2 separate regions of the Mus musculus genome follow, and region 1 is linked to region 2. The links are chromatin contacts, found by POLR2A ChIA-PET in ENCODE. All regions are on one chromosome and are shown on one strand. The core of a region is the stretch at or near the end of the contact, and the rest is flanking DNA. Distances in the headings are between cores, read along the strand shown. Region 1 holds the start of Slc4a11 (solute carrier family 4, sodium bicarbonate transporter-like, member 11). Region 2 holds the start of Ddrgk1 (DDRGK domain containing 1).

The links. ChIA-PET counts read pairs that join two places held with the same protein, here RNA polymerase II (POLR2A).
Region 1: POLR2A ChIA-PET joins it to region 2 with 62 read pairs in Patski. The contact joins the promoter of Slc4a11 here to the promoter of Ddrgk1 in region 2. POLR2A ChIA-PET finds 5 or more read pairs at or near these places in 4 of 5 experiments (Patski and embryonic stem cell).

The regions. Positions count from the first base shown.
Region 1 is chr2:130,693,865-130,698,931 of GRCm38, forward strand. Slc4a11 (solute carrier family 4, sodium bicarbonate transporter-like, member 11) reads right to left here and starts at 3,655. Exons shown (of 21, transcript NM_001081162.1): 1 at 3,495-3,655; 2 at 2,784-2,891; 3 at 2,177-2,239. The coding sequence starts at 2,222.
Region 2 is chr2:130,661,455-130,666,373 of GRCm38, forward strand. It overlaps Ddrgk1 (DDRGK domain containing 1), which reads right to left and starts at 3,191. Exons shown (of 9, transcript NM_029832.2): 1 at 3,021-3,191; 2 at 1,894-2,100; 3 at 623-735; 4 at 283-384. The coding sequence starts at 3,111. It also overlaps a transcript of Itpa not described here.

The sequences.
Region 1 (5,067 bases), core at 2,405-4,904, 33 kb after region 2:
AAAAAAGAGTCTGTATTGGCTCTGAGTGTTTGTGTGTGTGTGTGTGTGTATATATATATATGAAAACAAACATAAAATTTAAAATAAAAGGCTGCTTTCTCCCAGCTTTCTCTGGCTGGGAACCCCAGGGAGGTGAAGCTGCAGCCGATTCCAACCACCCCCACCTCCCTTGCCTCATTGGTGCAGGGCTTAGAGCCCTCCTCCCGGGGAGGGCAGGGAAGACTGAGGGCAGAGCATCAAGGCTGTAAGACCCAGGAGGCAAGAAAGCCTGTGAAACAGCTGGAAGATGGAAGGCCTCCTTAGTCGACTTCCATTGTGCCCTTCCTTTCCAAGATGCAGCAGGAAGGGTTCTATAGAACATGAAAATCCCCCTTTTCCCTGTAGCCCTGGAAAAAAAATCACAGCCCGGGCCAGCCTCTTATTCTTTCCTTAGGCCTTGGTGCCTCTGGTCAGTTAGACTGTCTCCATCTCTCCTTAGGCTAGACAGCTAGGGCCATAGACATGCCCACTCTTGTCCTGTAAGCCAGGAGAGCATCTCTCCCTCCAGGGTTATCGTCGGGCTCGTTTAGAGTTCTCTTTCCCAGCACAGTCAGAACCTCTCTCAGACTGCCGTATAGCTCCACATCTGTGGGCACTTTTAGGAAAGAGGCCGATGTAATCCAGACCCCACTAATGGCTGGCACACACCTGCACAGGGACAGGGACAGGTCAGTGGCATGCCCACACCTGCCAGACAGTGACTCACCCTGACTCATTTCCACCCCTGCCCTTTAGCTTCCTCTGAACATCCCAGGCCTTATACCTAGATATCCTGAGGTGACCTGGTGATCACCCCACCCGCAGCCCTGGAGAATCATTGAGCCAAAAGAATTCCCCCCTGCCTCTTGTGGAGGCCATGGCAGCCACCCTCCTTAACGTGGGCCTACCTTATTTAAAATGACTTGGGCTGGGAGGGGAGCCAGGTAGCATTGGCTTGTTGAGTAGGCAAGAGGTTCAGATGCTCAACGTTATCCTTAGCTACCTAGTGATCGAGAAGCTAGCCTAGGCTACGTGAGATCCTGCCCAAATTATTTTTTTGTTTGTTTGTTTGTTTGTTTGTTTGTTTGTTTTTTTGGTTTTTTGAGACAGGGTTTCTCTGTATAGCCCTGGCTGTCCTGGAACTTACTCTGTAGACCAGGCTGTCCTCAAACTCAGAAATCCACTTGCCTCTGCCTCCCAAGTGCTGGGATTAAAGGCGTGTGCCACCACCCCCGACACCCTGCTGAAATTATTAAGTAAATCCACATGGCTCCTCCAGCAGCCAGGCTCAGTCTCGCTTCTGCTACTGCTCCTAGCCTGATGCATCATTCTCTTCCTTTTCTTAGCCTTGACTCTCAGACCTCTTAGGTCTCCTGCCATGCCATTCCAAGTAGCACAGACATAAATCTAACCTGCCAGCTTCCAGCCTGACTCAAAGAGCACTCCCACCCAGGAGATCTGGGTAAAAACACATCACCGTGATGCCTAAATGCATGCTACTAAACAACATGGGAAGGCTAGGGATGCAGCTCGATGTGTAGAATATGTGCCTAACCTGCATGAAACCCAGAGTTCACGCCCCAGTACCCTGTAAACCTGGTTTGGTGGTACAAGCTTGTAATCTTAATATTTGGATATAATTGGAAATTCAAGTTCTTATTTGGCTACATGGGGAGTTTTAGGCCAGCCCAGGCTACATGAGGATTTCTTTTTTCTTTTTCTCAAACAAAATCAAATGAGACAAAACAAAGAAACAAAGGGTAGACAGATAAGCAGCATAGAGCCAAATGCAGAGAAGGAGCTAGCCAGTTGAAGCAGGGACAATTGCAGCCTCTCTCTCCAGGACCACATGAGGCCCAACAGGACAAGGCATAGTATAGCATGTGGCCTAAGCTGGCCAGATATGAAGGGCCCGGGAATACTGAGCCACAGGAGAAAACTGTAAGCGGCACTGGTAGCCTAATCTGCCCTCCCAAGACCTCCGCACCCCTGGTTGCTTGCCTTTGGCCAGTCTCATCAGCTGCCTACTCAGCAAGCCACACGGCCTTCGGACAGGTGGGAGCTAACCACCCCAGCAATGGGCTATGGACAAGTGGCTCTGCCTGGGGTTCATTGATGGGTACACAGGCTGAGTTCCCCAGATTTTCTAGATACACACCTGAGAAGTATTCACCGGAGTCCTGACAGTGTTCATTCTGTGACATGGCCCAAGGACAGTTTTCTACAAAAGAAGCCAAAGAATAGTCACCAATCCTGTGGACCAGCCCTGGACAGCCTTAGTTCACCCCATGCCTGATGATTCCTCATCCTTCCTAGGAACACATGCAAGCCCACTTGCATGAGAGAGGTGGGGGTCAAAGTACTATGTAGGGGAGCCTGCAGTGTCTGGGATGACCATCCTTACTGTAAGGTATTAAATCCCTTAGTCTGCCTAGTATGGACTTCCTATGCGTGCCAGGGAAGTGAAGAGTACTTCCTCAGGTCATGTCATCACTAAATTATCATCAGTACTCGGCTCATTAATCCAAGCGTCTCTGACTGAGCCCCATCCAGTTCTGGAGGAAGACAACTGGAAATCGCCTCCTCCCTGGATCCAGCCCAGCCTCGCCCAGCACTTTGAGGTGGGGGTGAGCCTCTCCTCAGATCTGCCCTGGTTGCCAAGGGCCACACATGCCCATCTCAGACGCAGTTCTTCCCATCTCTTCAATGGCCTAGGGGTCACCCAGGGGACCGACCCAGCAACTGCCTCTATCCCAGGGTTGTACCGTGTCCTGCGATGCCGGAAAGAAGGGGTAGAGTGGGTGTGCAGTACACAGAGATTGGAGGTACTATCCGAGATGTTTGTGCAAAGAAGGACGCACGGGAGGATGGGCCTGTACGAGAAAAAGATGTAGTCCATGTTTGCAGCCACTGAGAGTGAGTAGATGGGCAGGATTTGGAGGCACTTGGGGCGGTAGCTAAGGGGAACAGACCACACCCACGTGCAGGTGAGTGGCCGGATACACCCAGCTCTGATGAATCGTAACTCTAGGCGGCGGAACGCAATCCGGTGCTGAGGACACCAAAGCGCCACCCTGCCCATTTCGGAGCTCCCAACCCTCCCCTCCGCCGGCTACGTTACATCTTTCCTTCAGTTGCTGAGGGTGTGTGTGTCAAGACCGCGAACGCAGAACAAACACGGACAGGATGCCCACGGTGTCCCAGGCCGCCCCTTGCCCCGCGCGCGCGCACTGACATTCGGAACTCTTTTGGTCGAACCCCTCCGGAGGCGCAAAGCCGGCACAGCCTCTCGCCCACCCAGGCCTGAGAGGCCGGCGCTGGCATACACGCCTGGCGTGGCCATGGCCCGGGCTTCTCAATCAGGACTCCGTGGTTCTGGGCCGGCTCGCAGCTGGAGCCGGCGACACTCCTGCGAGCCGCGCCGCGCTCCTAACCGTGCGGCGTGAGGCTGCTTCCAGCCAAAGTCGCGCCCTCACCCGCGAGGTCTGTTCTGGATCCTCGGCGGCTCGCGTGCGCAGGCCTGAGAGTCGTGGGGTGCCGGCCTGGGAGGGACTACGAAGTTTCAGAGCAGTGCAGGGACACTCACTGGAGCCCGGAGGGAAGGGGCGCGCCTGTTTTAAAAGCTTGGAGGAACTCCGCCCCCACCTTAGCTGTACGCCACTGACTGCCACACCCTCGGGCTGCCGAATCGCCCCCAACCCTCCCTTGCCGCGCCCCTTTGCCCTCGCCACGCCCCCGACCGCCAGGGCGGTCCCCAACCCCCGCCTACGCCGCTTTCTGCACTTGCCCGTGGGCTAGCGCCCTAAGCCGCCCACGCTCCCGCGTGTTCACCCGCTGGCGCCCGCTCTCGGTTCCGCATCCCTCTCCCAGGTTAGGAAGTGGCCGGGTCTCTGGAGAGCGGCTTGCGGTGAGTTCTGATAAGTGCGTTGAGCACCTCTTTCCTTAACCCCAACCCAACCTTCGGTGGCTTCCCAGTGATTCTACAGACCTTGAGCTTCCTATTGTCCCTGGGGCACACACTTAAGTAAAGTACTATTCTCCAGCCACTCCTTCCCACTCCGTGATAGCTTCCACACAGTTCCTTTCACTGTTGCTCAAGCGTGTTAGGGGGTGGGTGAGTTGGAAAGGCATTTGGAGTGTTGCGGGAATTTGCATATAAATAGGCATGGTGAGCCAAGTTGGCATTCGGATTGAAGGTACGGAGGGTCCTGAAGTCTCCCCTACACACACACACACACACACACACACACACACACACACAGACGCGCGCGCTCGTTATTCCAGGATCCCTCCCATCTCTAAGAACCGTGATGACTCAGGGATAGCCGCACGCTGCCTTTGTTGGGGTAAGCAGGCCCTGGGAGGAGGCTACATGCCATGTTGTTCACTTAGCTCTTAGGAACTCCTCTCAGTATCTTCTCCTTAGAATCCTAGCCCTAAACCCGGCAGTTGTGGCGCACGCCTTTAATCCCAACACTTGGGAGGCAGAGGCAGATGGATTTTTTGAGTTTGAGGCCAGCCTGGTCTACAAAGTGAGTTCCAGGACAGCCAGGGCTACACAGAGAAACCCTGTCTCGAACACTCCCCTTCCCCCCAAAAAAAAGACTCCTAGCTCTATCCAGGCTGGTGGTGTTGCAGGGTGGGGGTTCAGGAAAGCTGAAGAGCCTGGCAGAATGGCTGACTCAGGGTCGGGATCCCTCTTCCACCCCAGTCTCTCATGTTATGTCTTTTGCATAGCTTCCTAGCAGCACCCCAATACTTGGTTGGTCCAAACCCTTCCAGTTCCAGAAAATCTCTGGAGACTTAAGGAACAATTTCCCCAACCTCTCCTTATTAGGAGGAGAAAGGAGCCAGGAGTACCCACTCCCACCCCCACCCCAGTCTGTAGACTCCTGCACCACTGTCTCAGAGGACCGAAGTGTGACCTTTCCCCCTTCAGCCCTTTTGGCAGTGTTTAAGGAATGGTTTCCTTCGTTTTCCCACCCGCCCTGTGCTGTGCAGGCCAGAGGCTGAAAGGGCAAACCGACACTGAAGCCCTTCTCCTGCCTT
Region 2 (4,919 bases), core at 1,941-4,440:
AGAGACTCTCAGGTCAAAGCCATGCTCTTTCGGCAGGTGATGTTCTGAGGCAGGCCCTTGTGCTGGGTCCATGGTCAATCCTTAGTTTTGAAGACAGGAGTTAGCTAGTTAGTCCAGGTTGTCCTCCTGCCTCAGCTTCTCAAGTGATTATAGGTAGGAGTGGGATTATAGGTAGGAGTCACCACCATACCCAGTACCATGGCCTATCCTGTAGGATGGAGACATTTGGGAGCAAGGTTAGATACTAATGGGCCAGGCAACAGGGTCCAGGGTCAATCTTACCTTCTGTTCTTCCTTCAGGCGAAGCCGTTCCTCTTCCTTCTTCCATTCGGCCTCACGTTGGGACTCTAGGCGTTTCCGTTCTTCACGTTCAGCCTCCTCTGCCTAGAGAGAGATTTCTATAGCACATTTCCTCTTCCTCTAGCTAGTTTTCTCACCCCCCACAGAGGCCAAAGAAAGCCACTGCCTGGGCCAGGACAAGGGCTAAGACTGCAGGCCACAAAGCCAGGGAGACAGCAAACACCAGCAGAGCGTAAAAGGAACCCCAAGGGCAGTCTGTCATGGGAACTAGAGATTGGTTCTTTTCCTACCCCTTGGAGCTATTCCCCAACCTCTTGCTTGCCTCTCGCTGAGCCTTTCGAGCCTGTTTTTCCTCTAGCTTCCGTAGTTTCTTGGCTCCAATTTTCCCTGTTGGGTGAACTTCTGCTGGCTTCTCAATGCCTTCTTCCTCCTGGGCTGAGTATGATCAGACAAAGACAATCTGAGTCCTAGACAGAGAAGACTCACCCCCGCCCCTTGTGACTTTCTTTAAGGGATAGGGTAGGGGTGGTTTCTACCTACCTCTGCTTTCCAGAAGCATCTACCATATATGTGCATACACATACCAGTGTAAGAACAAACACATTATGTACTTGGGGGGTGGTGGTGGTGGTGGAAGGCCACACACAGGGACAAAGGAGACTTAGATACTGCACAGCTGTAAGATGTCAATACCTGAATGTTTGAGACTCATATGTACCTGCAGAAGTCCCTAATTTCTGTCTCTGTGCCAAACCTCCAAGGAAGTTTATTCCTGCATAAATCCAACGTCCTGTATGTTCTAGTCAGGAACTGATGAGTGTCTCAGACTCCTTCAACCTTACCTACAACCTCCCAAAGGAGCTTTATCTTTAAAATAAAGGATGCTTTATCGTAACAGAGCCAGACAGAAAAAAATAACCCTAACCTCAGGACTACTCCAGGGCCAGCTGAAAATAACTGATACGCTGATGCCTGGGCCTCAGAGTATAGGACCCAAATCTGAGACAGGACGGACGGTGAAGAGAGGGTCTCTTTGTTGCGGCTGGGTGCTGCTTTTGAAACGGCTATATAAGCATGGCTGGCCTGAAACTTCCCATGCTCCTGCCTCTGTTTTCTGAGTGCAGGAGTTATAAGCATGCACACATACCCACTGAAGGTCTCTTTTTAAGACAAAGGGGCTAATAATCCCAAGGAGTCAAAGCCAAAGCCCAATTTCCCCTAAATTCTCTTCTTCCTACCAAGCCAGACTTCAAGTACTAGAGAAGACACATTCTTTCCCACAACCATGCGGATTTTGTAAGACTCCAAGTGTCTGCTGTGTGGATGTAAATATCAGCTGAAATGTCTCTATTTCTAAGCACTTATTCTAGGGTTACAGCTAATTGCACTGAACCAAGATGAAGGAAGTGACGCCCAATAGAACAGGGATTGAGTTAAGAAATGCTGACTTCAAGGACCAAAGCCCAGGCCCAAGACTCCAGTCCTACCACTAAATGTCCTTCCTCCACTGGCTTCATGCTCCTTGTGTGTCTCTAGCTTGGGAGACTTCCGAACGCCTTTAATCCAGCCCTCCCCCAGGCTGGGCCCTCTTACCTGGAATAACAGTTTGACCCACATTCTCATCCCCGTCTTCCCAGGCCACTCGCTGGGCTCGACGCTGGGCCTGTAGACGGCTGCCCAAGTCCCTCCGACGCCGGGGTCTGCTTCCAGTTCTCTGTTCTTCAGACTCCTGGGGCAAAGAGCGGCCTACCTGGCCTGCTCCTGCCCTCTCTTCCTCATTGTGCAGTGGTTCTCCGTCAGCTTTTGGGAGGGAGGAATCATAACACTGTCAAGCAGCCCATCTTCAAGAGAGTGAAGCACAGGATCTTGGGAGTCTCATCCCCCTGCTGAACCACCTCAGACTATTGCTGCCCACAGCACCAAGTCCCAACTTAGGTTTGTCAAGGCCTTTTTTGTACGCACACTTTGGCCTGATGCTCACTTCTCATTTCCTACCTCCTTTGATATCTTCATCTTGAACAGGCGACCTGTGAGGATACTCTCACCCTGAGGTTTACAGATCTCGCTCCATGCCCGCTGCAAGATTACATTTACTTCTTGCTATGTTATGATTTTATAGGGTACGCCAACCAGAGACTACATGTCACAGTCGAGGCTGAATCGTCCCTCCCTGGAAGACTTGTTGGCAATCAGCTTTACCTCAGCTTCTGTCTCTTCTGCCCGTGGGACACAGAGGTGCTCTGAGGTGGCTTATGGGGTCAGGCATCAGAGAGATATATAGAAACTCCTACACTTACGTGAAATGTTAGTAAGGGGGACTGTCAGGTTGTCAGTGCCAGGCCACTTCTAACCCTGGTGGAGGCGAGGCAAAGCAGCATGGGTGCCCTCTTTGGCGGGAGATGCATTCAGTTTCCTAAGGCTGCTTAGCCCTCCTACTCCTAGTAAGCGGAACACACTGGGCAGGATTAGAAAACCGGCAGCCTCTCCTATTGGTGCAGAGTAGAAAGGCAGGCTTGGTTCCTAGGTTGCATCCCCAGCTCTGGGCTCCGCGCTAATTCCGAGTGTGTCCTAAGGCGCGTGCGCAAAGCTCGGGCCAGCGCACAAGCTCCTCGTAAGCACAGGAAAGCTCGTCAGTGCATGCGCACGAGTCGAGGGCCTACCAAAGCCCAGGAACTCTGAAAAACGGATTCCTCCAGCCCTGGGACGGCGGCACCTCCTACCTGCTGCCGCCCGACCCCGGCTGCGAGTCAGGAAGAGGATCAGGCCGATGAGCAAAACTGCCGCCACCAGATACACCCAGGGCCCCACCATGACGACAGACAGCCGGGCAGCGCAGCCAGCGCGCCTGCGGGATCCGGATCGCCAGGCCCCGCCCACTACCGTCCGCCCTGCCCAGCCGCTCGCTGAGCTCCGCCCCCACCCTGGGCTTGACCTGGGCCTCAGTTAACTGAAGAGTCCCTGATGCCACATTTGCTTGCCATCCCAGTGCTCGGGAAGTGGAGACTCGGAGACCAACATTTCAAGGTCGTCTCTGGCTATATGGCAACATGGAGGTCGTCTGCATTTAATGACGCTGACTGCTCTTCCAGTGGGCCAGGGTTCAGTTCGCAGCACCCACATAGTGGCTTACAACCTTCTATTACTTCAATTCCAGGGGACCCAAAACCCTCTTCAGACCCTCTCGAGTGTCAGGCACGCAGGTTATACACAGATATGCATACCTGCGAAACACTCATACACGTCAAATAAGTGTTTAAGAAAAAAAGAAAGAAAAAGGAAGAAAATAGTGGGGCGAGTAAGTAGGGGACTAAGCTGGGGTTGTAGATTAGTAGTAGAGCACTCATGGCCAAGGCCCTTAGTTTAATTTGGAGCACTGAAAAATGCAACGTGTGTACGAATATCTTATTAATACTGCAAGTTAGGCATCCATTGTATTACTTTCTGTAAATGTGGAATGTTTTGTAATTTGTTTCTCAATGTTGATAAACCTAAGGCCTTCCAGGCGTCAGGCAAGCGCTGTTACGGTAAGCTTTATCTCTAGCACCTACGTTCTTTCCGTATATTTGGAGATTTAGATCCATGTTCGGCTGAAGGTTGAGGCTTTGCTGGAATTTTATCGCAGCTGCCCCCCACCTTTAGTTGTTTGGTTTTGTTCTGAGACAGGGTATCTGGTAGCCTAGGCTGGCCTTGGACTTGGTGTATAGTAGATGGTGACTTTAAACTGATCCTTTGCTTCTGCCTCATAAGTGCCTGGATTATATGGGAGTACAGGTGTGCACCCTGATGTCCAGACGCTCCTCCATCTTTTGAGGATGGGTTGTTTTGTTTTAGTTCTTTGAGCTCTCATTATATGGCCCTGCCTGGCCTAGAACTCAATATGTACACAAGGCTGGCCACAAACTTAGAGGGATCTGCTTGCCTCTTCCTTGGTTATAATTAAAGGCATGTGGCACCACAGACCTGCCTGGCTCCTGAATTATTATTATTTTTTTTCCGAGACAGGGTTTCTCTGTGTAGCCCTGGCTGTCCTGGAACTCACTCTGTAGACCAGGCTGACCTCGAACTCAGAAATCCACCTGCCTCTGCCTCCCAAGTGCTGGGATTAAAGGCGTGTGCCACCACACCTGGCTGGCTTCTTAACAAATGTTATTTTATATGTGATATATATATATATATATATATGTATATTAATTACCTGGCCTATATATGTAATATATATGCTTATATGTGATTATATATATATATAAAATCTAGTACCTGTTCTCTCTCTCTCTCTCTCTCTCTATATATATATATATACATATATATATATATATATATATATATATATATATATTTGTGTGTGTTTGTGACTTCTTGGATGTTAAATGCCTCAGCTTCTCTCTCTCTCTCTCTCTCTCTCTCTCTAACCTTTGCTTTAAAAACCTCTACTTCTCCACTTTTCTGAGGATTCCCTTTAACTTCATGAAAGAGAGAGACAAGTGACATGCAGGAAGGGCCATGTTACTCAGCCCAGCCTTTCCCAGCCAACTCTAATGAACCACAGGTCCTCAAAAAATAACACCATCGAGGGGCAGTGAAGAGGACACTATGATCTGTCTCCAAAGACACTGTATACA